Linked DNA regions of Homo sapiens: region 1 is linked to region 2. The links are chromatin loops, found by intact Hi-C in ENCODE. Cell type or tissue: heart right ventricle. All regions are shown on one strand. Each heading gives the region's core, and the rest is flanking DNA. Links, peaks and the distances in the headings are about the cores only. Region 1 overlaps CRACR2A (calcium release activated channel regulator 2A). Region 2 overlaps LINC02827 (long intergenic non-protein coding RNA 2827).

Region 1 (15,543 bases), core at 3,373-11,372, 350 kb after region 2:
GTACAAAATGTGCAGGAAGAGAAGAAACCATTGTAACTGCCATATAACTCACTACCGGAGCCCCCTGGGGTTCCTGTCATATGGAAGGACTCTTTCCCAAGGAGGACAGCGTGGGATGCTGCACTAGACGGGTGTCCTGGCATGACAGCAGCAGCAGCGCGGTGGGGGAACACGGCCCCCTCGGGCCAGAGGCCTTTGGACACCTCCATTCAAAGGCGCAGGATGCTTCCTTGCGCATCCTCTATGGATGTTACCAGGTTCTTCTGCCCATTTCTAGGCTGGTAAATGGGCAGAAGAACCACTGGGACAGCCTGTGATTATCCTCATGTTAACCACATGAATGGCAGAGGTACGATCTGACCAGACAGCACCTGCTCCCAACATTTGCTTCCAGAGAATCAGCCCCAGGGAATTTGCCTCCTTCAGCTTGGCTGCTGCTCTCTGTGAAAAATGCTGGGAGCAGCGAGCGGCTCCAGAATCCCCATGATGATGTGGCTGTACCCACAATGGGCCTACAGAGCATCCTCACAATGCGCCAGGACAGGGCGTTCAGGGGGTGTAGCATCACATCCTGGGGTTGGAAGGTGCAAGTGATTAGGTACTTCCTTCACGGTCAAACAAACTGGTAAGGGTCAAGCCAGGATCCAAATTCCGGTCCGAGGGTCCAGCCTTTTCCATGATGTCAGAAACTGTAGCACCACTATCCTTGATCTATCTCCAGGCAAAAGCCTTTGTATCTAATGGCTTAATAGTGCTGCAAAAACATCTGAGCAGTTTCCATGTTCACCCAGAAGGCATAAATCTAAGCACTGAGCTTTAAAGGCATTTGGTGTCAAGAAGGGAGAAGGAGGGAGCAGAAGGGGAGAGGGAGGCTGGGTCACCTACAGTGATGCAAACTTGTCCTTGAATTTTTTTCCTCTGACCTCTGCCCTCGCCCATTCCCCATGCCCTGGCCCAGCATTTACTTCCAAAATCACGTCTTTTCCTTTAGCTAGGACCTCTGACCTATAGTCATGGCCCAGGCAGAGGGGACAAGATGCCCCATGGAGCTCAGCCTCTCTGTGCAGGATGTCATTCGGGATAAAGGGGGTGGCTGTCCGATGGCGGGGAGGTGGGGTGGGGAGCTGCTGTTCTCAGGAACTATTTTGGGATCTGCTGATGAGAAGTGTGTGAGTTCTGTCTGCCGTCAACTAGGTTGAGGGGCAGGAGCAGCCAGAATGCTTTCAGGCGCTACAAGAGGGAGGAGGCCTGGAAATGCTGACAAGCCTCCAGAGGGCGCTAATTGGAGGACACGACCAGATTTTCTTGAAAAGCACTCCGATTCCCTCAGTTTGAATGACATCTGTGATAATAAATGCAGCAGTGGTGTCGATAATCTGAGGCAGCATAAAACTTAAAATTGGCTCAAGAGAAGGGGTTGTGAGAATAGCCGGGCTTAGTGCTGAGCGGCAAGGGAGGCTGCCATCTAAGATCAAAGCCTTTTCTGCAGAGAACTCACCAAGTAGATAGTCCAAAAATGGGTACTAGAGAGTTCTCTGAAGCTTTTTTTTTTTTAAATTAGTTTTATGAACATGTTTCCAGAAGGATCCTGCTTACCTTGGCAAAGAAGAGGATTTCGCCAATCCTGACCTCTTGAGACAAATGGCAGGGCTTGGGAAGGGGCTGATAAGGGTCAGACCAGGAAGAGGGAAGGGAGTTACCACTTCCTCCGTGGTATCTGTGGAAGGTGGGATTTGTTTTTTCTTGGCTATTAAATTTTCCATGTGTCTAAGGGTAAAGGATAGGTAGCACAGGCTCTAATGCTTGTCCACTTAGGGGAGCTGCTGGGCACAGGGTGAACTGGGCTGGTGCATTTGGGTGCATTTGCCATATAAATCTAGGAAGTCAATGTCAGATCCAATTTAACAGGGAAAGCATGAGCCTCCATCCTTTCATTCATTCACTCATTCACTTGTTCATTCATTCATTCATTTAACAAACACTTGTTGAGCACCTAGTATGTTCCAGGCATTGTCTATGTGCTGAGGATACCTTAGTTAATAAAAGATAAAATCTCTGCTCTTTTGCAACTTATATGCTAGCAGGAGGAGATAGACACTCAATAAAAATAAACAAGGATATTACATGTCCTGTGTGAAGGTGATAAATGCCTTGAAAAAAAAATACAGCAGAGAAAGAGGGAATCAATAGTGCATGGATGGGGGCACCAAAATCTTAAACCTGGGGGAGACAGAGCAGATATGTCAAGCTGGCCTCAGAGCCAAGCCTGGGGAGCGTACACTTACCTTCAGGAGAAACTGCTCCTTCTCACTTTTGATTTGTTGTTCCATCTCCTCATAGAGATGCTGGATTTCTTCATCATAAGCAGCAATTTTCCTACAGAGGTGGCAAAAGGAGAGTCTCATTGAGGTTCCCCTACTCCACAGCGGTAGCTCCTGGAGCTCAGACACCAGTTCCCCAACTCTGGAGCTGTGGGTGTGGGGGTGACAGCATAGGTCAGGTCAGCCAACGCTATAAGATCAGTCCCTCATGATCAGCTAACCCGACAAGGGATGCAGACCACAGAGGCCTTGCGAGACCTGCCCCTGCAACTGTTAGGTTTCATGTGGCCTCTCCTCCTTCTGTCCCCCAGCCATCACTCCTAGATGATCCCTATGCTCCTCGGTGAAGCTTCCCTGGACCATCTCCCTTTATTTTACTTTATTTCAACACAAGCCCACAGGCCTCTGCCAGACGTATCATCCCTGTTCCCGCTGATCTCCACGCTCATAGACTATATGAAGTTGCATTGTGTGGGTTTCTTTCCTGTTCCGTTTCCTGGTTTATCTTGTCCCTGTTTGCATGCTTTCTCTCTGCCTGTCCACATCAGGACCCTCTGACCCTGCACTCTCAGGGGACTCTCCCTGTATGCCTGAGTTTGTGTGATCCATGTTTCTCATGAGATTCTCAAGAGATTCCATGATGATGACAACAAGAGCTACCACACCCCCCACCACAAAGCAAAAGCGACAATGTCTAGTGCCTGTGCCATCTCAGGCTCCAGGGCACAGGCAGACAGTGTGAGACAGGCGAGGCTGGTTGGAGGATGGCGATGACAATGAGATGTCCTCATCCCCACTCTCCTTCTCAGCATCCTTTTCCCACTCTTTCCTCTCCCCCGTCAGAAAGTAAGTACCTAGAGAGATGAAGACAAACACACAGCCTATAGAGAGATGAAGACAAACACACAGCCATGGGGACAAGTTTTGTAGGTCATCCCCACGGATGACCCTTTTCTGCTTCCCCCCTCTCCCCATGATACATCCAACTTCAATGCCCCTCCAAATTCAAACAGGAAAGATCTGGTAGTAGCATTGGAACTGAAACTGGGAGTTACCACACTGAATTATTAACATTCCCAGATAGTTGCATTTTCATACCTTTTTTGCTGACCATGCAGTGAAAGACCCTCTCTGTGGCCCTTACTCCCTATCCTCTCCCCATCCTGTTAAGGAAACTTCAGGCTCTGTGAACAGGCTAATGTGGCTATCAAGGCCTGTTCTGAACATGCAACACACACACACACACACACACACACACACACACACACACACACACACACACACACACAATTTTGGCCCCTGCCATTCTAACTTAAATGATGGCAAGCCCACTGTGCCCTTTATTTAAGGGACTTCAATAATTGAGGAAACAGCCCTGGTTCTCAGTTTTAAGAGGTACTAGGAAGATTTCTGAACTGAACATAAAGGATGGGAATATATTTATTCCCCTGAGCCCTCCATCATTTTAACCCCTAACTCCCATGTCCACTTGGGCCTCCAATCCAGGACCAGACCTTCTCTGCTGTCCAAGGCTTTGCCACAGCCCAATTTCTGTCCCTTTCTCACCTGCCACCTGTTGGGAGAGCATTTTCACCATGTGCACAGGTGAACAATGAACAGGAGTCATTTTGATTGGCATCCTTCCAGCTTTACAGAAACCACAAATCTGACCCAGACAAAGGAACAGTGTGTGAGACTCCATGGTCAGGGGCATTGATCACAGAGCACAGCCTTGGAGTTCCCTTGCTTGGCTGCAACCCCAAGACCAGAAACTTGATTTTGAGTGACTGTACAGTAACGGTCCAGGGTGGGCTCAGCAAGAGATGACAGTCCTCCCAGACCTCCACAAGCTGGGACCCCGTCTTCATGGATACGTCCTGCATCCCTTACTCTTTTTGGCTAAGAGTAAGAAATCTCTTCTTGTTAAATGACCAATGTTTGGGATTGTTACTTTTGCTCTGAGCTAACTCATAAGAATTAAAATAAAATCTTGGAGGGAAAGTAAGGAAAAAGGCTCATGCTATTGACCCTGATACTTCAGTGACAGAAGCAGATACAGTTTGAAGGAACTTTCAGAAAGCAAGATGTTTTCTCTTGGTCCCTGGAATGACCTTCCTGTGTTTGAAGAAACTCAGATGCTAGATGGTAAATGATATCAAGGAAAACTTTAGACAGAGATTCCAGCTATATAAATACGGTAAAACTAATAAAGTAAGATGAGAGAAACTTAAACATTGATTTGGCTCTGCTAAAGCAATTCATATAAAGTTATTCATATAAACGGCTTACTATTTATTTCTAATAACCATGCGGGGCATTAATTCTATAATATAATTAAATGTGCTATAGTAACTTTGATCTACTTTTTATTTGATTAAATTAACACACTCTAAGTTTTTCATGCTCACATACCAGCTTGCTGGTATGTGAATTAAGTTATTTTACAAACCACTAAAAAATAACTGGCAGGAAGATAGATACAGGGTTTGAAGAGTGCCTCCTCCTAGCCCTCACTCACAAAGGCTAGGCCTACCACAGAGAAGCCCTAGGATTCCAGGTGGGCATCAGAGATCCTGGGCCCAACCAGACTCATATATGGAAGCAAGCTTTTGGAAAGTTGGTCTGCTGTGAGACTCTCCAGGCTTGAATGACTATGAGAAGCCTCGGTTAGAACACACTAATCCCAGGAATGGGGAAGATTAAGGTGCTGTGCATACCAGTCATGTCACTAAACCAGCGCAGGGACGAGAAGACTTGCATTCTGATCCCAGAACCAGCTCCTTTCCTCAGTGTGACCTTGGGTAAGTGCTCTGACCTCCTCACATCCTGAGGCGGTACCTGCCCTATGTTCCTCCCTACATTGTCATAAAGAACAAATGAGAGTGGATGTGAAAAGCGTCAGAACCACAGAGCCCTCAGTAAATGTAAGGGATTATTTACTCCTGTCATTTTAATCATGGACTGTGGAGGACAAAGGGCAGTGCTCCCCAGGGGGAAGAGAGTCTTGGTTTCAAGGATAAAAGGCCTGCTGGGTTTGGAAAGGCTGATGCAATTGGGAAGATGAAGAAGAAATAACTCAGTCAATAAAAGTGCCTGTCAGACCAATCCATTGGAGACCCAGGCTGTGTGTGAGCAGGAGCTGCAGAGCCAGGAGCCTGTGTCTGCAGGAGCCCCGCAGTGGCTGCGCGGGCAGTGGCAGCAAGAGACACTAAAAAGATGTGCACATATGGTGAGTCACATTCAGCAAGGCTCGCCATATTCTGCCATCAGGGGAAAGAGACAACTCATCATGTTTGCTTATCATATACATCCTCGTTGCCACAATTTCTAAAACCACTTCTATTGCCTAATGCATATAAATGGACTTTGAAGTCTTCTCTGTGAAGATTTTGCCATCTATTCCAACCCTCATGACCCCTTCTCTGAACTCAGATGACAGCATATGTCTTCATTTGATCATTTAACAATTAATCTTAAATAGTCCTGAACAACTGTTTCATTTGGGTTCATGTTGTCTCAATTAGGTTATAAACACGCAGGCATTTATGTCACCCACAGGGCCTGAACTCAAAATGTTAATGCCAAAAACCTGTAAAAACTCAATTTACAATTTTGGGTACCGAACTCAGAAGCTCATGGACCATTTCGAGGGAATACTAGATACCATGGGAGTTAAAGAACTTCAGATTTGGAAGGTTTGTCTGATCTAACTACCTGTTTTTCCAGTGTTAAAATTCTTGCGACAATACCACGTCAAGGACTTACCCAGACTAGGTTAGAATACCCCCAGTGACAGAGAACTTGCTGTTTCTCTAAGCAGTTATTTCATCTTTGGGATATTCTGGCTCACAGAAATCTGTCTTTCCATGACCTTACTCTTCTTCTGCATAAAAGCCTTTCATGTATTTCAGAATGGCATCAAGACTTCAAGGAGTTGCCTTGGGTTCCGGTCAAGCCTCTCCACTTCCTCCAACTGTGTCTCACATGGATTTTTTACAAATCCCTTTACAATTCCCTTCATGCTTCTTCAGATGGGCCGTAATGATCTTTCTCAAGCCACGGCAGTGCCAAACTGAATGCCCAGTGTATGAGTTGGACTTGTGCAGATTAGAGCTGACTATTACCTCTCTTGTTCTAGATGCTGCATATCTATTCATACAGCCTAAAACCTCATTAACTTTTCTTGGCAGCCACATTACAGTTGACGTATGTGGAACCCATTCGTCAACTAAAATCTCTAAATTTTATGTCTGTGTGATCATTTTTGTTTTAAAGATAGTACTACTGAATCATATCTCCTCCACTTTGTGCTTCTGCCATTGGCGTTTTGAACACACAGCAACATCTCAAATGTAATGCTGTTAGATTTTGTGTTTGCTATTTCTAGTCCATCTTTCCAGCCTGTCACTATGCTAATAGGTTTCAGTTGGTCATGCAGTGTTTCAATGACCTTCCAAGTTTCATTGACATTTTAAATCTTCAATCAGGATGTAGGCTAAATAATCTATAATGTTGGTTTTTATAATTTAATGCATCTGAGAGTTATTTAAAAGACAGTTTATTAAAAGGTACAAACTATTGGTTTCTAGTTTTATTATATTATAGTAAGAAATGGTTTTGGAATCTATTGGTTATCTTTCCTCTGTAGCCACAAACATGATCAATTTTTGTACAACTTCTATGAGAGGGATATATATTCTATTTGTAAGGCACACAATTCTATATTCGTCTCTAAAGTGTATTCATTGATGGCTTCAAATACTTTATATCCTTCTTGTACTTTTGCCTGACTAATGTGTCAAATCTGAAGCAAATTTGTTAAAGTCTAAAGTCTTTTTTTTTATTAAGTTTTCTTTATTTTTTCTAAAAGCTTCTGCCTTATGTGTCTTCCTGTTGTGTTGTTTGGTGCACAAAGCTTAATACATGTTGTTCTTCTTTATGGATGGAATTTTTTTATTACTTCAAAACATTCCCCGTTTATCTTCCTATACTCATGCCATTGGAAAAATATTAGACAAAATGAGGACGACAACCTGTAGCAGAGATCTCTGAGATGTTAATTAGTGACATGTAGGCATAGCTATTCAACCTATCTTCTCTTAGCCATTCTCAAAACACTCCTTCTGGCCGGGCACAGTGGCTCACGCTTGTAATCCCAGCACTTTGAGAGGCCAAGGTGGGCAGATCACCTGAGGTCAGGAGTTCAAAACCAGCCTGACCAACATGGCGAAATCCCCTCTCTGCTAAAAATACAAAAAGTAGCCAGGTGTGGTGGTACACGTCTGTAGCCCCAGCTACTCAGGAGGCTGGAGCAGGAGAATCACTTGAGCCCAGAAGGCGGAGGTTGCAGTGCGCCAAGATCAGGCCACTGCACTCCAACCTGGGTAACAGAGTGAGACTCCGTCTCAAAAACAAACAAACACTTCTTCACCTGGCTCCCAGAACTCAAATGGTATCTATTTAATTATTTCATTTTCTACCATCTGACCCTAATCATTTTGAGTTATGTAACGCAGAAGAGACGAAGAAGAGGTAGATGAAAGAAGAGTGAGGGCAAGAGACATGAGTTCTCAGTGGAAGAGAAGGACAAAGATGTGGAGGACCAGAGTTAGCAACAGTCATGAGCACTAATATTTATCCTCCCCGTCCTTTTCTTTCCCCATGATAGCTGGGTAGTTCTTCTGGCATGTTTCAGGGTAGTCTAGGTCACAGACCGTTTGCTGACACAGGTATGGTTGCCTCAAAGTTCATTAGATCCAGAAACAGAAGGTCTGGGTTCAAGTCTTGGTTCTGACATTTACAAACTTTCTGGCCTTGGATAAGTCACATTACCTCAGTAAGCCTGAAGTGTCCTATATCTGAAAAATCAGTTGGTAATACCTACTTCAGATAGAAGTTGTGAAGATTAAAAAAGATAATGCATGTGGAAGTGTCTAGCACAATAAGATGCATTTAACAAATTCTAATTAAATAAGTTTTCTGATTCTCCAGAGGCCAAGGACCCCATTCTGAGAGCCACTGCTCTATAGCTCCTTCAGATGTCAGCCAAGGGTCAAGTAGAAACTGGGGGGTGGAGGATCAAGTGGCAGCTTGTTGTATGTGGTGTGAAGAAATGTGTGCAGGAATGGTGAAGGAGTTGGGGACAGAAGACACAGGGTGGATAAAACCTGACGAGGCTCAATAGAGAAGACTAAATGTGGAGAGAGAAGTCCATACATCCCACCAACATTGAAAAGTGTTGATGAAGCCCTTCTTACAGTATGACTCTGGGCAAAATATTTTCGACTGAAGTTATACTCTCTGTGTAATTTAGCATCTAAGAGTACTGAGCCCAGTGCTATAGTGGCAGGGAGGAAAGGAACTGATAGAAGAAGCCATGCACTATGAGGCAGACCCAAAAGAACCCTCCTAGGTTCTGGCTGATGGTCATCTGTGACCTCAGAGCCCTGCTAGGGGGAAGTAAAGGAAGCTACCTGCTCTGGTGGTGGGGAGGAGGGGGGAGTTATCAGGGGAAAAGCTAAGAAGAGGTGAGTTCAGAATAGGGAGATTCTCAACAGCAGAGGGGAGAGAGTACCAGTGAGATACTGCGGATGCCATAAGGGCAACAGTGGATTGGAAAGAATGAGTCCTACTGAAAACCCAGATGAAAACCCAGGTCCAGCTCAGGGCATTAAACATCTTCACCCAAGATATCTGGTTCTGGCAAATGTCCCTCCCTAAAGGACGGCTGCGTGTGTGTGTGTGTGTGTGTGTGTGCGTGCGTGTGCGCGTGCGCGCGCACGCGCGCACACGCTCATGTGTACATCTGGTGCTGGGTTACTGGGGAGCTAAGGATGGGAGGCAGATGGGATATGAAACAAGGATATAGGGGTGAAGAATTCATTATTCTAATGTAAATACAAAGCGTAGCTTCTGAGAGGCCTTTAGAGATAATTTGCAGGGAACTACAAGGTGAGATGTAGTTAGCGTTAACTTATCCTGCCAGCCTCCCACAGGAACTGTGAAAATTAATTAACCTTCACAAAGTGTTTTGCACATGGCAAGTTAAGGTGCTACGCCGGAGCGAGGCATTAATACTCAACATCACTGGAGCTCCAGCTAACGGCACATAGGCCAAGGCCTTCCTGCTGTGGAATACTGCTTGGTCAAAAGATTTTTTTCCTGCTTTTTCTCTCCTTTGTCCTCCCTTTTAAATAAAATCTGTTGGGATTTCAGAGGGTCTTAGAAAGTCGTCCATTCCCCTGCCTAGGCTGTAGGCAGGGGTGTGCTGAAATCATTCCAAGAAAAATGTAGCTTCTGCCTTTTGTAAATGAAAGCGTAGGCTTGGCCTTGGAGAGAGGAAATGGCATTTCTCTACAATTTAGGTACATTTCAGGAGCTTGAACTCAAGGCAGAGTTTCAGAAATGGCCCCTGGCCTTGGAGAGTTGCCATTCTGATTGCATGTGTCTTTGGGGCTGTGGTTTGATCAATTATGTCTCCCGGTTTGCAAAGTTAGATGCAAAGAGAAGGAGAATCCCTCCTCCCCATCACAGAATGAAAGCTTATAAAGCTCATGTATTCCCTATGCCTTTGGTTTTCAAGTGAAGAAAATGAGGGTCAAAACAGTGAAGTAACCAAATTTCCAAGGGTCAGAGTAGCAGGCAGAACCCAGGCCTTGACTTGGGTCCCATGGTTCCATTCACATCACTACGATGTCTGGCCCAGCAGCCTAGGTTGTAAAATAGATAACTCCATACATTTGCATTTAGAATTGTCAGTCTTCCAAATTACACCTGGAATCTGTCAACTGGGGAGTGAGCACGAACTGGAGCAAGGTTATGGGGCCAACAGTCCACACTGCCATGGCCAAAGAGAGGCAAGATTATGGGAGGGGCTTGACTCCCATTCCCCCATGTTACCCACATTCCCTCCCACCCCCTGCCTCAACGTGCTGATCACAGAATGAAGACCCTCAACTGCAGAAGTCTCAAGAAGTCTGCTCTTTGCAAGAGAAGAACATGGAAGCAAATTCAGCCTCAGCCAGTTTTGTGCTTGGAATGGGAATGGTAAACAGGGTTTTAGACTCCCCACTGCCCTCTGCCACCTTCTTCAGGCAGCTGCAGTCCTCTGACAGCTAAGAAGCTCTCACTAGAAAAATCCTGTTTAGAGTTTTGTTCCCCTGAAATCAGTCTCTCTCAGTCTCTGTAATTATCTGCTTATCTCTGTCTCTCTCCATCTCCATCTCTCTCACACACACGTGGGCGCATGCACGTGCACACACATACATGCATGATTAGAGTAGAGCTGAATGAAAGGAAAACGTAAGAGTTTGTAGAAAATTCTGCAAAGGCTGTGAAATTGCCGATTGGATTTTCAAGATGGATGGTTTCTTCCAAATTAGATTCTGCTGCCTGTATAAACCAACTTTGCAGCTTTATCCTATTCTATAAAGCAAACCATTTTTTATTAGTCAGGTTTACAAATCATGCCCATGGTGTACACAGAGCACAAACCGTCCTCACTTTTCAATTTGCTCTCAGGGCAATGTTAACAATATGCTCAACATAATAATATACCCACAGAAGACATGCATTAGATTAAGTCACAACCTCGTCACCTAGAGTCCTCGCCGAGAACTTCACCCTAAGAATAGGACTAGCATTCCAGATTGGAAGGGCACCATGGGATATACCTTTTGCTGGCTGACTGATTCTGGAAGAACTGGCTAAAGCAGCATTTCTCAGAGTGTGGTCTACAGCCTGCCTGTATCAGAACCGCCTGGGATGTGTGTTATGGTGCACGTTCCTGGGCCCCTTCCCTGAGACGCACCGATTTAGACTCCCTAGGGGAGGGGGAACTACCTTTTAATTTAAAAATCCTCTGGTAAATCTAAGCAACCTACCATTCAAGAACTATGCAGCTGAGGCCTTCCCCAAGGTCACTAAGAACTCTGTGGAATGTAAGGACCACCTGCCAGGAATATGAGGCTTTATTTGCTGCCCTATCTGGAGGCAGGGCCAGTGACATGATGACATCTCTTCCCTGAAAAGCTTTGGGGACAGTTTCCTTGTCCTCGAGGCTCCACAACACAGGCTGCCGATCCTTAGGCTTGTGTGGGTGTGCAGGCCATCATAGCTGGGGCTGCCTGTCAGTCTGTAAGGTGCACTCCCTCCTGGACTGGACACCTTCCCAGAGCACAGGGAATCACCATGGACCGGAAGTGGCTCAATAGCAGCTGGTAGGGGCTGCAACTTAAGGGCCTGTGAGCTCCTAAGAAAGTGCCTGAGGTCTGATTCAGATGGACCAGGGAACACTGTGCAGATAAGGAGCTGATTCCAAAGAGGGCATGAGGACTGCTGCTAAGCTTGTCAAGGCCGATGCCAAACAGGCAACAACCAATGATGCCAAACAGGCAGCCAGCTGGTATTCCCAGGCTACAGAGCTGCAGAGGATTGAGCAGGAGCCCTCCCAGAGCACAGCCTAGGGCTGGCCTTTGATCTAGAAAACACTTTCCTTCAGAGCTCAAAGCACCCCACTCAGAAGCTGCCTAATTTATCCTTGCCCCCATACATTACAAATACAGACGTTAAGCCCCCACCTCAGACAAGTGAACTGGTGCCCCTGGGGTGGGACCTCTGGCATCCCAAAATGGTTCTGGTGAAAAGTCTGGATCTACTGCTGCCTCCAGACAGCACTGCTCTATGTGCCCTGGAGAGCTCAAGCTTTTGTTCCAGAAAAAGGTAAATGCAGGGGATGCTTTCCATGGCAAAGAAATTCCCAATTCTAAGTTCTCCCCAATGTCTACACTATATCCCTCATGCTAAAGTGTGAAGACCTCCGCACATCTGCACTGTGAATGCTGAAGGGACTTGCTGAGTGGAAGTCTCACCTCCCTTCCTTGGAGAGAAGTAGAGGCCCACAAGGGGCTCAAATCCGAAATTTCTTCAACCTCTGTGCAAAAGGACAAGGGTGTGGGAGACTGAATGCTCCCAGACTCCTTTCCTGCTCCTATTTCTGATATGCAGGTTAAAAAAAATTCATGGCTGTGAGTGAGGACTCTGGGTTGTTTCTAACAATGCTCCAGGACACTCTGAGGGGTTCTCCTGGCCTTAGCTATTGAGGGCTTGCCTAGCACTCAGCCACCTCAGTTGCCACGTCCTCCCTCCCAGGAAGTGGAGTAAATGTGAGGAGGAAGCTGGGGTGGGCCTTTTCCACTCACAGCCACCGTGCGACCTGGGGGATATGGCCCAGCCTGGGAGGCTGGGGACAGGGAGTGTGTGTCCTGCCTAACCTGCATAAGGCCAGACTCCCCCAGAGGTCAGCCTCATTTTCTCTGGCCCTGTGGGAGAAAGGTGTGTGGTCTGCACAAGGAGAAAAATTAGAGGCTATGCTGCCCATGGCAACGCTGTCTAATGTTTCATTTGCAGGAGGATTTTCTGGTCTGTCTTGTGCAGAATTTCCAGGCATCTAAGCGCTATCTCCTTGGTGTGATCATGAACTCCTCAAGGAGAGGGACTCTATGTTCCCTTTGCTTAACTCAGAGCCTGGCATGGAGGGAGTGCTGGTTCGATGCTAGCTACTGGTTACACACAGACTGTGTTCCGCCTGGTGCCTGGCCTGGGGCAGACATGCAGCAGTCGTGACTTGAGCTGTCATCCCCAGCTTCTGGGATAGGCATTCATTGAAATGTCATCCACTGTAATGAAAAGTGAGTGTGTGGAGGCGCCTGGGAGATATTCTCACAGCTCACCAGAACCCGCTCTTCTTGGGATTCCTCTAGGCTCCCTCCCAAATCAGGCCATCCCCAAGAGATTCCTCCCACTTCCTCTCTAAAACCTGAAAATGTCCCTCCCACAAACAACCTCACACCTCCAAACTCACTTTCTAGATGTCTCAGAATCACTAACCTCACCCTGAGTCATTTGCAAAGAATCCCATTTTCATATCCTATACCCTATTGGGATTTCCAGTCTCTTGTTTGATGTCTGAGTTACAAGTGCCTTTATACATAGGTCCACCAGCAAGGTGTGACCCACCTTTTTTTAAAAAATAGAAGAGACTAAAAGAGGCTCTAGTAGAAAACATCCGATGTTGCCAATAAGGAAACTGATGCCCAGAGAGGTAATGCAAGTTGCCTGAGGTTACACAGCTGGTAAGTGCCAGTGGCTGGGCAAGAGCTCCAGTCCTTCCTGCCTCCTATTTCAGTGCCCTGCTCAAAACAGTCTGCAGTTCTCTGGTTCTGCATCCAGAGAATACCTCTGGAATGGGACTGGCCAAAGAGTTCAGTGAGTCCCCAATCCCAACACAGTTCCCTAGCAGGGAGTGGGCCTTGATCAGCTGACCCCAGAGCAAGCATGGCTGGCAGGGATACTGACTGAGGATGGGCATGGAGAGGCTGGAACCTTTGGCTGAGCTGGTTTTGCACATGCAGCCAAGAGTGGCTTGACTTTTATCTCAACAACGTTTCGAGCACAATTACTAAATGAGGACAAACCACTAATACAGGCCCTTAAAGATGGATGCCAGGGCTAAGCAGCTCTCCAGCAAGTCAGGGGTACTTGTTTCTTCCTGCAGAAATGCAGGCCAGCAGAGGAGGTCCTGCAGATGAGATGCCAGGCTAAGGCTGGGTAATTGCCCACTGTTTCAGACTGCAATTATCTCCTTAGAGAACAGAAGAATGCCTTCCTCTCTGGGAGAGACCACTTAACTTTTGCTGAGGCTCCTCCAGGTGATCAGTGCTGGGGTCAGAGAGGAGAAAGGGTGAAGTGGGGTCAGCCACTAATCTAGCCCCCTTATTTTATAGATAGGAAAACCAAGGCTCAAGAGAAGCCAAGAAATGTGAGCAGTCACAGAGCTAGCTGGTTGCAAAGCCACACATGACTCAAAACCAGAAACTCCTGATTCCGAGCCTCCCACTTCCCAAAGTTACACACTAAGCACCTGGACACCCTGCTAAAATGCAGATTCGGTGGGGCTGGGGGCAAGACTCTGCATTCCTAAGATGTTTCCAGGTGACGCCAATGTTGCGGGTCCATGGACTACACTTTCAACAGCAAGTCTCTACACTGTTGTCTGGAAGGATACAGGGATCCTTAAACTTAGCCTCTGATTATATTCAGGCTCAAACTCTCCACTTCAGCCAGACAAATCCTCTAAGATTAACAAAGATACTTATTTAAAATACTAATAATTATTATTTTGACATTCATTGAATACTTATGTGCCAGCACTGTTCCAAATACTTACATGCATTATTTCATTTAATACTGAAAACTCTGTGAGATGGATACTGTCCCTATCTTACAGATAAGGAAGCTGAGACTCAGAGAGGTTAGGTAACTTGTCCTAAGTTGCACAGCTAGTAAATGGCAGACTCAAGAATCAAATTCAGTTCTGTCTGATTCTTAATTAGGTAATGGCTACATAAAAATATACCCTTTAATCCTTCCCTTCTCTGAGCTTTGGGAGCCTCTCCCCAGAATGTTCTTAACAGTTCTCCAGCCAAACTATGTTTCCTCCAGTGATACTTGTCCTCAGCTTCCTCATAATGCAGAGTCCTAAAAGTCCTTTCTCCCCAGATCTGTGTATACCCAATGGACCTCAACAAGTTATTTTTAGAGTTAAGGTCAGGGAGACACAAGACGAAAAGGAGCCGGGACTCAGAATAATGTGTAAATAGATGATCTACACAGCAAGACACATGGTGATCTTGCTCAATTAGAGGCTGCATGTTTGCTCTAAGACTATTTCAGCACAAACTCTGAAACTGCCTTCCAGGCTTTGCTGGAAGTATCTGAATGGAGGAGCAGGTGGTCTGTGGAACTGCATAGCCAAGGGATTGTTGAGGCTTCCTACAGAAAATGAGCAAATCTCTGGGTGTGTACAAGATTTCATGGCAGAAGCATGGGGCAGGGCCTCCTCTGTATATGCTTCCAAGCTCTACTCAAACCCAGCCCTGTGTTGTAGCCTCACCTTCAGGGTTATGAACCATCCCTAGTCATACCACATCTAAGTCCATGTTCATAAAATGCGAGCTCATGGCTGTAAATGTTTGTTAAAGGACTATGAACAGCACAGTGCCCATAACCATGCATTAATTCTCATGAAGGGACTGGTGTCTAGTGGGCTTGCCCCAGTTTTGTGATATACCTGCCTGTTCTGACTCTGGTTCAGTTCTTCAGCAGCTTCTTCAGGGCTGTGAGTGAGGAGGACTCTGGGTTGTTTCTAACAATGCTTGGTCCT
Region 2 (15,543 bases), core at 2,639-10,638:
GGGAAGACAGCAGGGGTGGGTTTGGAGGAGGGAGTCAAGGAGAGGGAGGGAGAGGAACCAGGCTTCAGCAGGCACTTCTCACGGTGGTAGGGACTTTACAGGTGTGACCGAATTTAATGCTCACATACCCTAAAGAGGCTTCATTTTAGGGATGTGGCAACCGAGGCTCAGAGAGGGTAAGTAACTTGCCAGGGCCACACAGACAGGAAAGAAGAGAGTCAGGATTTGAACCTGTGTCTGCTTGGCCTTCAAGGCCATAGGGCATGGTGTACCTCCTGCTGCAGCCGGTCTACTGAGGCGGGGATCTGTGTGGCTCTAGCCTGCCCGCAGTTCTTGGTCAGAGTCTGGCTCAAGTGCTGCTTCTGTTCATCACTCAGCTGAGGAGTGATAAGATGGCATCAGCGGGACCACCCCACCCTTGCCTACCACCCAGGCCTGCTGCCAGGCCTCCCCAGCTAACTCTAGAGCACTGTGGCCTGTGGATGGTGCGATGACTATCAGTGGGAAACAGGGCAGAAGATGGCCATAAAGAGGAGGTTACAGAAGCTGGGCCCTGATTCAGGGCGCAGGTGCACTGGGCAGAGCTGAGGGAGGCTGGGAGGCTCAGGTAAAGGGTGGCAGCCAGAGGTGGTGGGAGGCGGAGGTGAGGCTAGACACCAGAAACTGAAATGTCTATTGATCTTAATTTTGATTAAGAGGTGATATTCAAAATACTTACAATTGTTACCCTGTGAGCACCACTCCAGCATGGCTTAAACAGCCAGCAGGGTTGTGTTGTCTCTACCAGCTGAACGTTACCCTGGTCATGGCCTCAAACTCTCGATTCAGAGGGCAGCAGGGTGGGAGCAGATGGGACTGGTCACTGCGTCTCTGTTCAATCCAGGCAGGCAAGACCCGATCCTGTCTTCAGGGTCTTCCATGTGATCCTGGCCCAGGCCTTTCTTCTTGGATGCCTCTGACAGATGGATTCATTCTCTAGACCATCCTTGAAAGGGGAGAGGGATGACCTAAGCTCCCACGGGAAGCCCCCCTCCCCAACTCCCATGCAGAAGACATCAGCATCAGTGGAGTCAGGGAATTGCTGAAGCCAGGGCCAGCAGCTGGGATCCAGATGTGTGGAAGATTGCCAGGGTGGAAAGCGGGACCACCCCTGTGCCTGCCGCAGCTTCCCCCATCACCATGCACCCCCCTTATCCCCGCGCATGGCTTCATCGGGACACAGACAGAGAATGGAGGAGGAGGAAGCATCCACTCACCCTCTGGTAACACACATGGGCCGGGACTCCCGCCACCAGCTCAACCAGATAATAAGTGACAGGCAGAAATACTAGGAGCAAGGAGAGAAGAGGGTCACCACCAGGGATCAGGACACGCCTATGACCGATGTTTCCCCAACGTGGTGGGGGTGGTAGAGATAGCTGCTAGGGACCCCCATCACCTGTGCCATCTACCTTCTCTCGCCAGCAGCTCTGGACATCCCAGCCTTGCTGGCTGCTGGCAGCGAGTTTCCTACTCATCCCTTTGCTCATTGGACTGGCAGCAATTCAGTAATCCACCTACCCATCCAATATGTATAAATACCTGCTGTATGCCAGGTGCCAAGTAGCGTAAGACAACTATTGTCCTCAAAGTTATTAATGGTGGGGAGGACAGGTGAGTGATTACAATCAATGTAATTGCTATCAGTGTAACTGTGGGTTAAGCCCTAGAAATGATGGGAGGCTCCTGGCGGGGAGGGCAGTCAGAGAAGGCTTCCTGGAGGCGGTGACACCTGAGGGGCATCTCTAAGGACAAGCAGGCATTAGCCAAGCGAAGAAGGAGGGAAGTGCATTCCAGGCAGACGGGAGCGCACGTACAAAGCCTGGAGCCTGAGGAAAGCATGGGGCACTTGTGTTCAGGGAGCAGAGTGCGCCCACATGGCTGGAGTGCAGGGCTGGGCAGCAGCAACCAAGGCTCAGGAAAAAGCAAAGGCAGAAATCAGAAAGGTGATTCGTGTGTCCTCTTCCAGCCCCGATGCCCATTCCCTGTCCTGCGTGGCCCCGCAGGGGTTCTCAGTTCCTCTCACCGCTGCCTGGCCACCTCTAGGCTTGGGGTTGCCCTTCTTGCTTTATGGCCCCGCTGCAGCCACTGCCTGACTTCCTGGCCATGCACACACGCAGGGAAGGTGTGACCCTCCTCATTCCCAGCTGGCTTTCCACCTCAGGGAGGCTCGTGCTCCACCCTGACCCTGGCGTGTTCTTGCAGCAGCCAACAGGTCTGAAACGCATGTCAGTCCCACTTGGGCTGGAGGGGGCAGGGAGAGGGGGATGAAGCCAGATAAGTTCAGGCAACCGAGGAGCACTGGGCAGGAACAAGGGAAGAGAAGGGAGGAGAGAAGACGGGGGAGGACTGTTGATGGAAATTGGCCGTGCCCTGGGGGAGTTCAGCCGCACTCATGAGCACCTCCCCCCGAGCTGCCCCTGGGCACTGCCCACCCCTCTGGCCACAGCAGGGTAGCTGCCCATAGTCACTGGGATGGCTGGGTTCTAGGGAAGGCCCAGGCTATGGGTGACACCTGACGCTCTAGGGCTCACCCAGCAGGGAAAGGAGGGTGGGCTGGAGGGAGACAGTTGGGGGTGGGGGGCTCCTTAGGATGGACTGGGGCTGTGGCCAGTTTCAGAGGCAAGGCCAGTGCAGGGGCCCATGGGGCTTATCCAATCACCTCCTGCACCATTCGGCAAGGAGCCTGGTATGAGCAGGGCTTAAGGAACACAAGGAGAGGGGACATTTCTTCATACAGGGAAAGAGCCTCAGCCCAAGAATAAGGCTTTTAAATGAAGCGAGTTACTCGCCCCCTGCTCCAAGTTTACTGCGCCGTATTTGTTGTCTCCCAGCGTTGGAGCTGGCCAACAGTGGGGATAGCGGGGGAATTTTCCGTCTCGGAATAACGGTGTCAGGCCTGCCCCCATCACTTGAGGGCCTGAGGCAAAGCCTATGAAACAGGTCCCTACCTCACTCCTTTTCTACCCCAGGCTCTATGCTGCACCAGGAAAGGCCTCCTGTCCGCCCTCCCCCAGGGGGAGATGCCCCTTAGCCGAGCCCGTGGAGAGGGCTGGGTGTGGTGCTGTGTGGGTACAGGTGAGAGGGGCACGTCCCAGGGGTCCCGTCAGCTCCAGGACACCTGTGCAGATGCTGCATGCATAGGCTGAATGGACAGAGGATTCCAAGCTCCTGGGTTCCTGGGAGGAGGTCTAGAAGTGGGGAAAGGGAGCCGCAGGTTCCACAAAGGGACATCTCTCAGCCCCACAGACTTTCCGCTCCATGGGGAGAGGTGTGGAGGAAGGAGGGCTGAGTGCGGCCCAGGCAAAGGCCCCGCTTGCCTGGGTCTGTGGGTGGTATTGAGTGGTATCCCCAGGAAGCTGAGGCAGGAGGCTGACGAGGGTTTGTGGATGGTTCCTCTGCTGGGGGAGCCCCTGAAAAGTAGGGCCTGAATGCCAAGGGAGGCTGGCAGAGATGCCCATGAACTGGCCTTGGGTCTAGTCTCCACCATCTGCTGACTCCAGTCGGGTGGCTGCTAGTGCCTTGGTGTAAATTAGAAAAATGTGCTCCAATGAGAAAAAATGTGGCTCAGAAAGAGTCGAGTGGCCCGCATTTCAGCCTTCTCTGGTCCCCTTGCATAGGACGCAACGTTTAGGGCCATCCACGGTGGCCCTGACTGTGGGCTGTGCCTCCCTGTCCTCATCAGCAGATGGGGAAGATGTCTACTGCCGGTTCTGCCCACCCCAAGTGGATGGGGGCACCCAACAGGGAAGTGGTGGGAGGGACAGGCTTCAGTGGTCTGCCCTGCCTCCTGACTTCCCTGAAGTTGAGGTCCCATAGCATGAGGTGTGTGGTCCTTGTCAGCCAGTGGCAGGTGCGGTTGGTGCAGCCCAGCACTCACCCTCCTGGGAGCCGCCTGGCCCATCAGACAGAGTGTGGCTGCTTCCACCCGCACCCAGGGGCTCTCCCAGACCCCCGCACTGCTGGGCCCCACAGCTCCTCTCTGACATGGGTGCCTTTCCCGCTGGCTCCAAATTGCCCTCCCCTCCCACTGTGGTGCACAGGCCGACTCCCTGCTGCCGCCCAGAACCTAGAGGGAGTGAGGTGCTGCAGCGTCTGTAACTGAACGGGAGACCCAGGCCGCTGGCAGCAGGGAGGGCTGCATCCTGGCATCTCACCACCTTCCTTCTATTACCACCATGGGCTGGGAGTCAGGCCCAGAAGATAGTCCTGAAGAGGTGGCAGCGTCACGCTGCTCCCCTGGGAGTCCCTGCCCTGGTTGCTATTCAAGACAGGGTGGGGAACAGGGAGGATGGGAAGGGAGAGACACAACCTCACCGCTTAAGTTTAATGGCAGGCTGTTAGCACCCGCCAGTGCTGCAAAGTCCGGTCAGAGGCATCACACAGGCTACCGACCTGCTGGAGGGGTGAGGAGGAGGGGGGGGCGAGTGCTGGGCAGGGGTGAGGGGTGTGGGGACAGCCTCCCGAGTAAGGGGCTCCAGCATGTAAGGACACCTGGGAGGGGAGCGAGGGGCTGGCCTGGGACTTCAAGGGACTGAGGCTGGGTGGCCCCAGCTGCTGGCTCCAGGCAGCAGCTTCCGCAGCGGGAGGGCTGCAGGTGTGTGACTCACCTGGGTGGGGGAGGCCCTGAGTCACGGCTCCTGGTGTGACAGCCCCAGGAAGCAGGCCAAGAGCCCTGCTCATCTGGATCCCGCACTGAGGCTGGCTAGAACTCCCGGGCAGTGGGCCGGGCTGTTGGGCCTTTAGCTGTGTGACAGCACAGATGCCAACAAATCCACCTTTGCCCCGCTACCCTGCATTTACCCAGCGTTTCCCGGCTCCCTCCGTGCATCGGAATCATCTCAGGGCTCCCGCGGCACATGTTGGCTGTCTGCAAAGCGGAGAAACATCCCTCGTGTTGCTTTATGAAGCTCCTTTCATGCAGGCCAGGCATCTAGCCTTCAGGCCTTTGCTCTCTCCGTCCCCAACTGCCTGGAAAGCCGGTGCCTCCTTGTCCTTCAATACCCAGCTCAGCTCAGTCATGGCTCCACTAAGCCATGCCAGGTAGCAGCGATGGCTACTCCCTGCCCTCCAATGCCTGCAGCGTGTCATCTGCTGTCTCCTGACACCAGCACTTTCTGCTTTGCCCCTTCTCTCCTCAGCTAGGCGGGGCTCCGCCTCCGTGTCCCTCCGCATGCCTGCTGCATGATTCCTGGGTGTAGGTCTCCACTGGATGAACGGCACAACTTCCCCCACTGCCCTGTATCAGTTGCTTTTGTTTCAGGTGTTACCACTGTCCCCCCAGAATGACTGTGAGCTTCTGGGCATGGGGACCAGCACACTCCTCCACGGTGCCTGGTGCATGCTCAGTGTAGAGGCATGCTTGGTGAACATCCCCTGATTAAGGTGTGGGCGTGCGCTGTCTTACAAAGCACACCTGGGAGGCAGCAGGAACCCGTGGGAGCGTGCCAGCCCCACACTGAGGGCAGTAGTTTCATCTTTTTCTGGTACTTCCGAGAGTACCATAGAACAATTACCTTAGTTAAATTTATACCAGTGCTTCTCAACCTGGCTGGATTTGGCCCTCAGGGGACATTTGGCAATGTCTGGAGACTTTTGCTGTTGTCATTAGCTGGGGAAGGAGTATTACCAGTGGGTAGAGACCAGGGATGCTGCTGAGCGCCCTACAGCGCATGGGGCAGTCCCCTGCGGCAAAGAATCATCAGGCCCCAAATGTCGGTAGCGCCGAGGTTGAGAAACCCTGGGCCACACATTGACAGCTGACGCTGGGACTTGATTTGTTTATGTGCCCCTATACACTACGGGAGGCACAAATGGAAGATCCGAGGAGCCAGGAACGGAACACGGACAGAAGCATGCACGGCCTTGTGCGCTGTGCCTGCCTGGGAGGGCAGCTCTGTGGCAGGAGGCTGCTCACCTGGACACAGGAAGGATCAGGGAAGCCCGTACTGCTCCAGCTCACATCCTCACGGGACCTGGAGGCTGGAGAGGGAATTCCAGGAGTCCAGGTACATCCTGTCTGGTCCCAAGATCTCTGAAGGGTTCCCTGGGGACAGTCTGTTTCCTGAAGCAGCTGTGGAGTCCTCCAGCTTCCTTCGTGAGCTAGGGAGGGGGGTGCTGCCGTGATTCTGTAAGAGCTTGACTCCAGGAAGCACGAAGAAGGCTCCAGAGACAGCTTTTGCCTTGATTAAGTTTGATTTGATGTGTTTTTGAATTATTAAACAAAAGTCAGTAAGAAATTCTCAGGTGCCCTGTAATCTGGAGGAGTTCTATTTCCACACGGTTAGTATCACTGGACCCCATGCTGTCCTGCTTCTCCCAGCTCACCAGACCAAGGAGGGTCCATGCTGCACCAGCAGAGCCCCGCATTCTCTTCAGCGTCCCCACCCCCCCCCCCAGAATTGCTGGCCAGTGGCTTAGGAGGCAACACCCCAACTCAGGGTGTGCTGGTCTTGCTTCTCAAGCCTAGTAGGAGAAGAGCAGAGGGGCACGCAGTGTTTTCAGGGCGGGAGCAGCAGAAAGCATCCCTTTTCTTTCTCCAAAAGAAAAAAAAAGCACCCTTCCTTGGCAGAGTCAGCACCTTGCTCATGTGAGCAGCCCAGGAGCACCAAGCAGAGCCCGGCACACGGTGGTGCTCCATGACAGTGACAGCCAACATGTATGAGTGCTCCCAGGTGCCGGCCCCCTTGCAAACACTTTGCGTGTCTCTCCCATCCACCCTCAGAGATGAGTACTAGCATTACTCATCACATTGCCACGTGGGCACGAGCATCAGCCTCGTTTTCTAGATGAGCACACGTGCGTGGAGAAGCTAAGTAGCTTGCCTGAGGTCACACAGCAAATACGTGGCTGGGTGAGGCATGGAACCCAGGAATTCTGGCTGCAGAGCCTGTGCTCGGACCTGCTACGTGCTACTTTCCCCACTGAACAACGGATGCGCGGATGGATGGATGAGCACTGGGCTCATTTAGCGGGGATTCAGCACGTTAGGGCTGGTGTGGTTCAGGTGGACACAGGGGTGTTAGGTGCTCCCCCAAGGGACAGGGTGTCAGGAGGGGTGAGGGGTGAGAGGGTGAAGATGGAGAAAAAAAAGGGAAGCCCAGGGAAGCTTTCCCCAGGCACACGAGCATCCCTCACTGCCCTGCGCTCAGCCTCTTGCCAACTGTCCAGGGCACCAGCCTTCTGTGGTCCCCTTGCATAGGACACAACCTTTAGGGCCATCCATGGTGGCCCTGTGGGCTGAGCTTCTGTATCCTCGCCAGCAGATGGGGTAAGTCAGTGATGCTCCAGGCAGTACCCCCTTGGGCAGGCTGCCCTGCTCCTTGCCAGCAGTGGTGGAGCATCTCCTGCCTGCTCCTCCACCCCCGTGGCTTGTCCTGGGTTCAGGGCCACGGGCTGTAATGTGGGTCTCTGCCCCCTCCACCCTTCCCATTACTCAGCCCAGCCTACTCTGATCTCAGAAGCTAGTCACTGTCTCTACAGCCTGTGAAGCATTCCCTGTGTGTACACAGATCCTCACACAGCAAAGCTTCCAGCCTCCCTGCCTTTGCTCTCTGGCTGTTCCTCCTGCCTGGAATTCCCTGCCCTGGCCCCATCTGTGTTCCGTTTATTGGCTGCTCAGCCACCAATATTCAGCTCAGGCATGGCCTCCATAAAGCCTTGGGCCAGAAGCTTCTGACCCGTGAGCTCACTGCTGGCATCGTTGTTTCCGAGCCTCCTTCTGGCTCCAGGCCTCTCTGCTTGTCTTGCTCCCTGGGCTGTGTACACTTGGATCCCTGCTTGCCCTCCTGGCTCTCACCTGTGCCTTGTTGTGCCTTCGTGGACCCTGTGCACCAGGGTGTGAACTGAACCTACCCAATGAACTCCAGTCTGACCCCCAGCTCCACTCTGGTTTTTGTGACCGGTCTGCCCCCTGCAGACTCAGGGCTGCACCATCCTTCTAGAAGCAACCATCTAATGGCCTGGTCTGATGGAAACGGGTAATGAGAATCCCAAAGAAAGCTCCTCTAGCATCTGCCTTCCATAAGAACGACTCAATTTCAGGCTCAAAACATAGAGGGAACCAGTGTTTTAGGCACAGAATGGGACCCAAACGTTAATTCCCACCCCTTCCTCATACCATAGTGGGGTTTTTTCCATTAACTCTTTAACAGGGCAGCTTAAACTAGAAGCAGAGTTGGATACTTTCTAAAACTATAGATCCAAAGTGAAGCTGGAACAGCATAGCATTTTCTGAATCAAACCAATACTTTCTTTAATGAGACGCTTTGCAGGAAATATGCAGAAATATTTCTCATTGTGACATTGAGACGAGTAACTAGAAATGGAATCTTTGGAGGGACTTATACCACATGGGGGCAAACTGAGCCCCAGATAAGAGTTTCTGGGGCAGATGCACTGGTGCATAAGAGACAGGGCAACTGAGCTTCAGCTGGTGCCATCCTTGAGGTAAGTTTGAAGAACTTTGTAAAACTGGAATTTCAGAATTTCTCCATTGGACTGATTCTGCCACAAAGAGGGAGCTTCGTGGAAGCATTCATTTTCCTCTTTTGTCTCTCCAACCATCCTGTATGATTAGAGAGACACAGGGTTTGCAAAATTTCCTGCAAGTGATAGCCTGATGGTGGAGGCTCGGTGTCCAGGCAGGTCACGACAAGGTGGAGGGACTAGCCTATTCCCAGAACAGCCTCGCATCAGCACAACACAAGGATCAAGACGTCGCCAAGTTAAGCTGGAGGGAGAAGAGCCCAGCCTGAGGCTCCCAGCCGGCTGTGTTTGAGAGGATCACAGAAGCAGGTGGAGGGAGGGCCAGGGAGCCCAGAACGACCGGCCAAACAGGAAAAGACGAAGCCAGCTGTTTAAACGGCAATGACCTCAGGGCGAATTATTTTCTGGCAATTAACCATGGACTGGAGGCAGCTCAGAGGTGCAGCTGCCTGGCCTGTTTGTGCAAACCAGAGGATGTGAATTTGGAAGCCTCAAGCCATTCCTGTAACAAGATGTCATTGTCGGAAGGCTGAAGGTGACCTCTACCCCTCCTGGCCCCAGCCCAGGGCTCACACCCTGGGCTATCCAGCCGCAGCTATGGTGGAGGTTGGGACTCAGCCATTCCACTGGGAGCAGCTCTACAGTGAGGACAAGAGGATGAGCTCTGGCCAGTTTCTGATACTAACATACATTCCTGACCCGGGGGGCTGGGAGCAGAGAAGAGGACCAGGGCTGGGGTAAGGAGAGCTGTAGATGCGATGGAGTGAGGGTTAAGTTGGAAGAGGCAGGGAGGGAGCAAACTGGATGCTGGGGAAGCAGGAGGTATTCTACAAGCACATCAAGGAAATGCAGCTGAGCAGTTGCACTTGCTCACACCTGTAAGCCCAGCAACTTGGAGCTGAGGCAGGAGAACTGCTTGAGTCCAGGAGTTTGAGACCAGCCTGGACAATATAGCAAGACCTGTTTCTCAAAAAATAAAATAGGAAAAAAAGAGAAAATGTGGCTGAGGCCATCCAAAGCGCCAGCCCAAATGTTGGGGTCTAAGAGGAACGTGTGTGTGTGTGTGTGTGTGTGTGTGTGTGTGTGGTGGGGGGTGGGCCTGGAAGGAGAACAGAATTCCAGAACTACACGCCCAAGACAGGCGTCCACTGAGCTTCAAGCTGGGACTATTAAGAACTTAGTTGGAATGGGCTGAGTCAGGGCAGCACCCAGAGAGGGCAGCAGGGCCTGGCCAGCAGGCTGGGGGGATGGGGGCCAGGTGCCCCATGGGGAGACACAGAGCAGGGGACTCAGAGGATGCTCAGTGGATTCAGGTATAGGGAGGTGACCAATTGCCACTTCTTCCCAGCCCCCCCTGGAAAGCACTAGACATTCCCGTGGCTGTCTTCTTACAGGCTTTGGACAGAGATGGTGCAGCCTGCAGATACCTGTGCACACAGGTGGACAGAAGGGACTGTGCAGGTGGTGAAGGTGGGATAAGAGCAGTGGCAAGGGCCCCAGGGCAGGACTAGTGGTGTGTCCCTCGCAGTGATAATTCATCCTAGGACAAAAGTGGCTATGGGGGGTAGGGAAGGCTACCAAGAACAAGAGTGAGGAGATACCAAGAACAGGGCAGCCTAAAGGTTAGGAAAAGTCCTGAGGCCCAGAGAGGTCAGAGCCTCTGACCAAATCCAAACACAAATTCAAACCACCTGCACGGTCCTTTACCTTTTAATGCAGGCACCTGGTGTTCCTCGCTAGACTCCAAGCCTAGAACTGGGCCACAGTCCCGTTCTTCCTCTCCCCTTCTCACCCTGTGTTTTGCCCAGCAGAGCAGGAAAGCTGAGAATGTGCTGGAAATGCTTGTTGAGGCCGACGTGTCAGGCAGCCCATCAGTGCAGGATGGAGCCTCGGTTGCAGAGAACTGCAGGGAGGTGGTGTGGAAGCTCATTGGCTGTAAGAACTGCTCCGCTGCGACAGTGCTGCTGGAGGTGGTGGTGAACAGGTACACCCACTGCAGCCTGGAGAGGTGGATGTTGACGCAAAGTCTATGAGTCTCTTGTGCAGCCAGCTCAAGGCTGGCTCTTCAGGATGTTTGTGTCCTGCTTCCCAAAGAGCCTTCAGGCTTCAGAGGTCATCTTCTCCATTCCCCTGGCTCTACCACACAAGCCACCCTGGATGAGGAGAGGTTCATGCCAGAGAGGGGTCGGGATTCTCCAAGCCCTGGCTGCAGGAGAATTTTTGGAGCATGGGGGCTGTCATCTGACCAAAGATGAAAATACCACCTAACAGACGAGGCAAGGCCCACCGTGGGGCTGGGTGGCTGGTGGAGCAACAGAAAGGAACATGTGGGTGAGAAATGAGGGGAGGATGCAGTCCAGTTCCCGGGTCCAGGGACCCAGGTTCCCCCGAACTTCCCACCAGTCCCAGCTTCTTTAGAGGATGTGGCCCAGCCAAGGCTGTGGGGGTCTGGGGGCAGTGGGCCCAAGAATAACTCTTACTTATGTAGGTCTCTTCTCAAAGGAGCTTGGCCATGGTGACGGTGATGAGAATGTTCACCAGAGCCACATTTTTACAATCTTTATATAATGTGGTGACTCGTTTCCTAAGACCTGAAAATACTTCCTCCTTATCCTCACACCTCGTCCCAGATAAAATGGCAATGCCAAAGTGGCAAAGCAGAAAGCAGTGACTTACCTGAGGCCCCAGAGCAAGCTGGGCAAGCTCCATGAAAACCAGCTTTTCAGCCTGAGCCCAGATATTATCTTTGATCCTGGACCCCATTGCCCTGGCTGACCAAGCCTCGGCATATTTGATGGAAGTGTTGCAATTCTGGCTCCCCTCATTTTCAGAAATTAGTTTCTAGGACTTCTTACTTTTTAATCCATCCCCTGATAAAGACCCAGTTAAGTCTGAACCATCCATCATGATGTTCATTTGGCTTAAGATATAAAAGTTTTCAGAGCCCACATTCAAAACTCTAAAAATATCTTCCTCTTTTGATCTAGGTGGCATCTGTCCTGGTCATCGGCCTCGGGTCCAGATGGCCTGAATTATCTGTCTCTCTCATGCAGTCTTTGCTAAAAGAGAAGGTCTGGTGTAAATAATTTAAACCCCATTCCCTTCCCCTCTCTGCAGATTTCTGATGCCAAGCTGATCATCGTCTCAGCACCAGCAAAGACATGCTATTCCCGTCCCTGACGAGCATTTCCTTCTTGAGAAAGTGATTTTGAGGGGCTGCAGATGTACTTGGAGGAAGGTTTGGGCCGGGACAGATGACGTGCCCATGTGGGAGCTGGACGGCCCCTCTCTGGGTAGCTCCCTGGGAACTCCCATGTCCGCCTCCCGCTGCCTCCTGATCCAAGGTGGATGCACTTCATTTGAGGCCTGGTCTTTCGTCCTTCCCTCTCCTCTTCGGGGACCACTTTGTCTAGTGCTAGACTCATTGTGCTTCCCCCTTGGGGCTTCCTTCAGCCCTCAGCCGATTCAAGACTTCAAAAGGAAGTTGGACATGGAGAGGAAAAAAGAAATGAAACCAGGAAGGAACCGCCAAGAAGCACACAACGCGTTTATGCTGCCTTAACCACACGCTTGACTCTAAATGGGTTTAAAAATTCTTACTTGTGTTAGCCCAAGAAAGTTTCTGCAGCCGTCTTTTTGGTTTAAACAATCAAATACTCAATAATTCTGGGGCTGGTGGGCCAGGATATGGGTTACTCAGATCTTCTGCTTCACCCCATGCTCGGTCCCTGAGCCAGTTCTGTCATTGGTTCTTTCAGACCAGGGCAGGAAAAGTCAAGAAAGCAAAAGCGGATTCTAGGCTGTGGGGTTTGCTGTTTGCTAGCCCCCTGGCAGAGATGCCTGTCCTTGCAGTCCTGAACTGGTGGCCAAGTGTGCATGCATGCACGTGCAGGTGTGTGCATGTGCAGGTGTGCATGCGTGTATGTGCGCACACACATTCATGCTTGTACATGTTTGTGTACACGCACACTTTTTTCTGCTTTCAATTTCAAGCTGTTGCCTCCCTGATGTGTCTGTTTAGTGACTTGAGCCAGAAAGATTCCCGGTTCTATGTGGGATGAGAATGAACGCAGGCAGGTCTCCACAGAAGTGAGTAAAGTAGAGCTGAGAAGAAGGACATTGTCTCATGCCAGCCTGTCCAATAGCCACTTTGCCCCAGCCCTGCCTCAAGCCCCAGAGAGATGACAAGGCTCTCTCTGTTTGTCGACTCCTTGAAGCTCAGAAAGGTGGGTCAAGAGGTGCCCGTCAAGCGTTTAGGCAAGCACAGGACCCTGATCTTTACTAAGTCTCCACATCTCTCTTGCACAGCCCTGGGCTCAGGGCTTGGTCCCCTCTGGGCAGGCCATCCAGACTAAGTGACAGTCAGATTGTGTGTGGGGAGGCTAGAGACATCCATTCTTCATGGATCAGCCTGAATGGCTGGACAGATCTTGCAAATGGATTGTGTAAGACAGAGTGTGGAAGAGGAGGCTGTGATCAGTGGCTTGGAGAGCAGAGTGTGGTCAGGCGCTAAACCTAAGGCTTTTCTGGGAAGAGCTGTTAAGATTAGACTGTTCTCCCAAAAAGCCAATAATTCTGAGTGTCTCCATTAATGCCTAGGTAGCCCATACTCTCACCCAGCCGGTGCCCTTCAGCCTGGAACCTTTGGATGGAGGATTGGACCTTGTGACCTTCAAGTTCCCTTCCGAACCAAATATGCTCTAACCCAGGTATGCTGTTATTTTCTTATATAATGGGAGCAAGGAGGCACTGGGATGCCCAAGGCGTCTAGGGTCTCACCATGACACCCCTGGTCTCCTGCCCTAGTGGTCTGGCTGGGTCCTGCACAGAGCCCTCTCTTGTAATCAGCCAGATCTCCAAGAGCCACGGCTCCACACAGACCTACCCATAGATGGACGGCAGGGTGTGCCCTGCACACATTCATCCCTGCCCCGCTCAGCTTCCTGCCCCTCTGCCTTCGTTCAGCCTTGGTCCCCAGGAGAAGCAGACTCTTGGAGGCAATTCCAACAGGCTGCAATTCCCAGTCCAGCTCCGGCCCTTACTTCCTGCACGTCTCAGCCTGGCCTCCTCATCTGTAAAGCAGGGGTGAATACTACCTCTTTGGATGCAGTGGAGTGTGGTGGGTCATGGTGGATCAGAGCATGGGCTTGGAGCTAGACCACATGCCACTCGCCAGCAATGTGTGTCGCACATTTGAAAACTTCACATTTTCCTGCTGCCTCCACATCCCCAGACACAGGTGGTGTGCACCTGCCTGGGTGACCCAGTGCACTATTGTCACGGGGCCGGCCGTGCCACAAGTTCCCCTGACTGTGACCTAGTAACGTTCAAATGCACTGGTGGAATTCCCTCGTGTCTGTTTTTGGTGTGCTTCACTCTGATCCCCAATAAAAAAGCCTCACCCGCTCTCTGCCCCCCACCTGCTTGGTGGAGCCTGGGCCCTGGGTGCTCCTCCCATGCGACCCCTCCCAGCGGAGTGTGCAGTGACTCTGTGGGGCCTGTGAGTCTGGGAACACCTGTTGCCCTGCGCCTCTCCTGTGCCTCCTCTTGCGGCTGCCCCCGATTGACCATTACCTAAAATAATCACACACACAGTGTGGTTCTGGACAAATCACTTCCCTGCCCCTGCCCTCTGTTTCCTCCCCTGTCAATGCACATAGTAAGAATAAGCTGCTCTTTGGGGCACAGAGAGGACAGAGTTGATGTGTGAGTGTTGAGAATGGTGCTTGGCAGAGAGTTCAGATTATTGGGACTTTGCAGGTTGCTATAGTAAGGACAGAGGTAGGTGGCTCTCGGTGAACAGTGGCCATTTGTGTTCTAATCAGGCCCCAGGAGGAATGCAGGGGGCTGTTTCCCTGTGCTGCAGGGACTACTGGCCTTTAAGGGCTCCTCAGAACCAAGGGTCTGGGTCAGAAGAAAGGTTCCAGGTGAGGGCTTCTGCCTTCCCTCTTGTGCTGTCCAGAGGTGAGTCCTGTCCTCCCTCAACAAGATGACCTGGTGGAAGGAAGGAGGCAGCGGAGACCACGCGGCTTGGCTGCCTGCCTGTGGGCAGACCTGCAGGTGTGAGGGGCGGAAGCTTGGCCTGAAGCCTGAGGCCAAGCTGAAGGCCAAGCCTGCTGGGGGGCACAGAGCCAGACAGGACACAGTGGGCTCGCCAACACTGCAGAGGAAAGGGGTTCTCTCTCTGGGCCCAACAGCACTGGTCCCGCAAGCCTCAGGCCCCCTAAGGGCTGGTCGGTGCTGCACAGAGAGAGTGTCTCCACCCCAGGCCATGGTACGTGCCCGGTTCACTGTCCCACCACGTGCCTCCATCCAGCTACGTTGGTCAGGTCTAGGATGTGCCACTCGGCTCTCGGGGACCTCAGCTGAGCGACCGCATTGCCCAGGATGCTGGAAATCCTCACGATAGGCCCCAGGCCGGAGGGCTGGGTGGGGGTATGGCTGGCCCCCTGGCACACCAGTCCCCAGTGCTGGAAAAGAGCTCAAAGCCCATGCCCTGGGGCCTTCACCCTGCAGGCCTATCACATCCACTCTCCCAGCGCCCTGGCTGTAGGCTCTCCCTCTCTTCCAAACGGGAGGGCCGTCCTGCAGGCCCGTACACAGGCGCTTCATATCCACAGCTGGAAACTAGGTCGCTGCTGGTGAGAGGCAGCAGGGGACGGTCCACAGGCTTTCGCAGCACCCTTCCTCTGCCACTGGTTCCCTGGGTCACTGTGCAAAAGCAGAGGCTGCAAAGTCTGTGGTGGAACCCGGGAAGCCGGAGAAGGAACACGGGGGCCTTTGAGGCTTCTTCCCGCTGCCCGATTCCTTTCAGGCTCGGCCTGATTTCTCTTTGAGACTTGGGCTGGTTCTGCCCCTCACACTTCCTTGCTGGTCTGGACATTTTTCAGCCTCATCTGTCCTCTTCTTCTCTTCCCACACACTAGGCTTTGACCCTTGGGAGGGGCTGTGGGGTGAAGAGAGGCCCCAGGCAGCAGGGAGCTTGCCTCTGCCAAGAGGGCATGGAAGTTAGGGAGT

Evidence for each region. Peaks named below come from ENCODE experiments on the same cell type or tissue, not always from the same donor. Only the 100,000 strongest peaks of a DNase experiment are listed, where the experiment ranks them.
Region 1: a loop joins it to region 2, with 2.8 times the contacts of the local background. A loop is called at or near these places in 16 of 110 quality-filtered maps.

What each region holds. Positions count from the first base shown.
Region 1 is chr12:3,657,279-3,672,821 of GRCh38, forward strand. It overlaps CRACR2A (calcium release activated channel regulator 2A), which reads right to left. Exons shown (of 20, transcript NM_001144958.2): 8 at 2,286-2,376. Among named protein-coding and RNA genes, the nearest start is that of CRACR2A, 88 kb to the right of the region's middle. In heart right ventricle, for the core only: no CTCF peak of the experiment used is centred there; no DNase peak of the experiment used is centred there.
Region 2 is chr12:3,306,492-3,322,034 of GRCh38, forward strand. LINC02827 (long intergenic non-protein coding RNA 2827) reads left to right here. Exons shown (of 5, transcript NR_187483.1): 3 at 10,338-10,510; 4 at 11,644-13,235. LOC100128253 (a long non-coding RNA gene) reads right to left here. Exons shown (of 12, transcript NR_148995.1): 2 at 1,257-1,327; 3 at 719-985; 4 at 273-377. Among named protein-coding and RNA genes, the nearest start is that of LINC02827, 14 kb to the left of the region's middle. RefSeq lists an enhancer at 6,100-7,299 and a silencer at 7,328-7,377. In heart right ventricle, for the core only: a CTCF peak has its summit at 7,313; DNase peaks (open chromatin) are centred at 7,663 and 8,980; H3K27ac peaks cover 2,287 bases.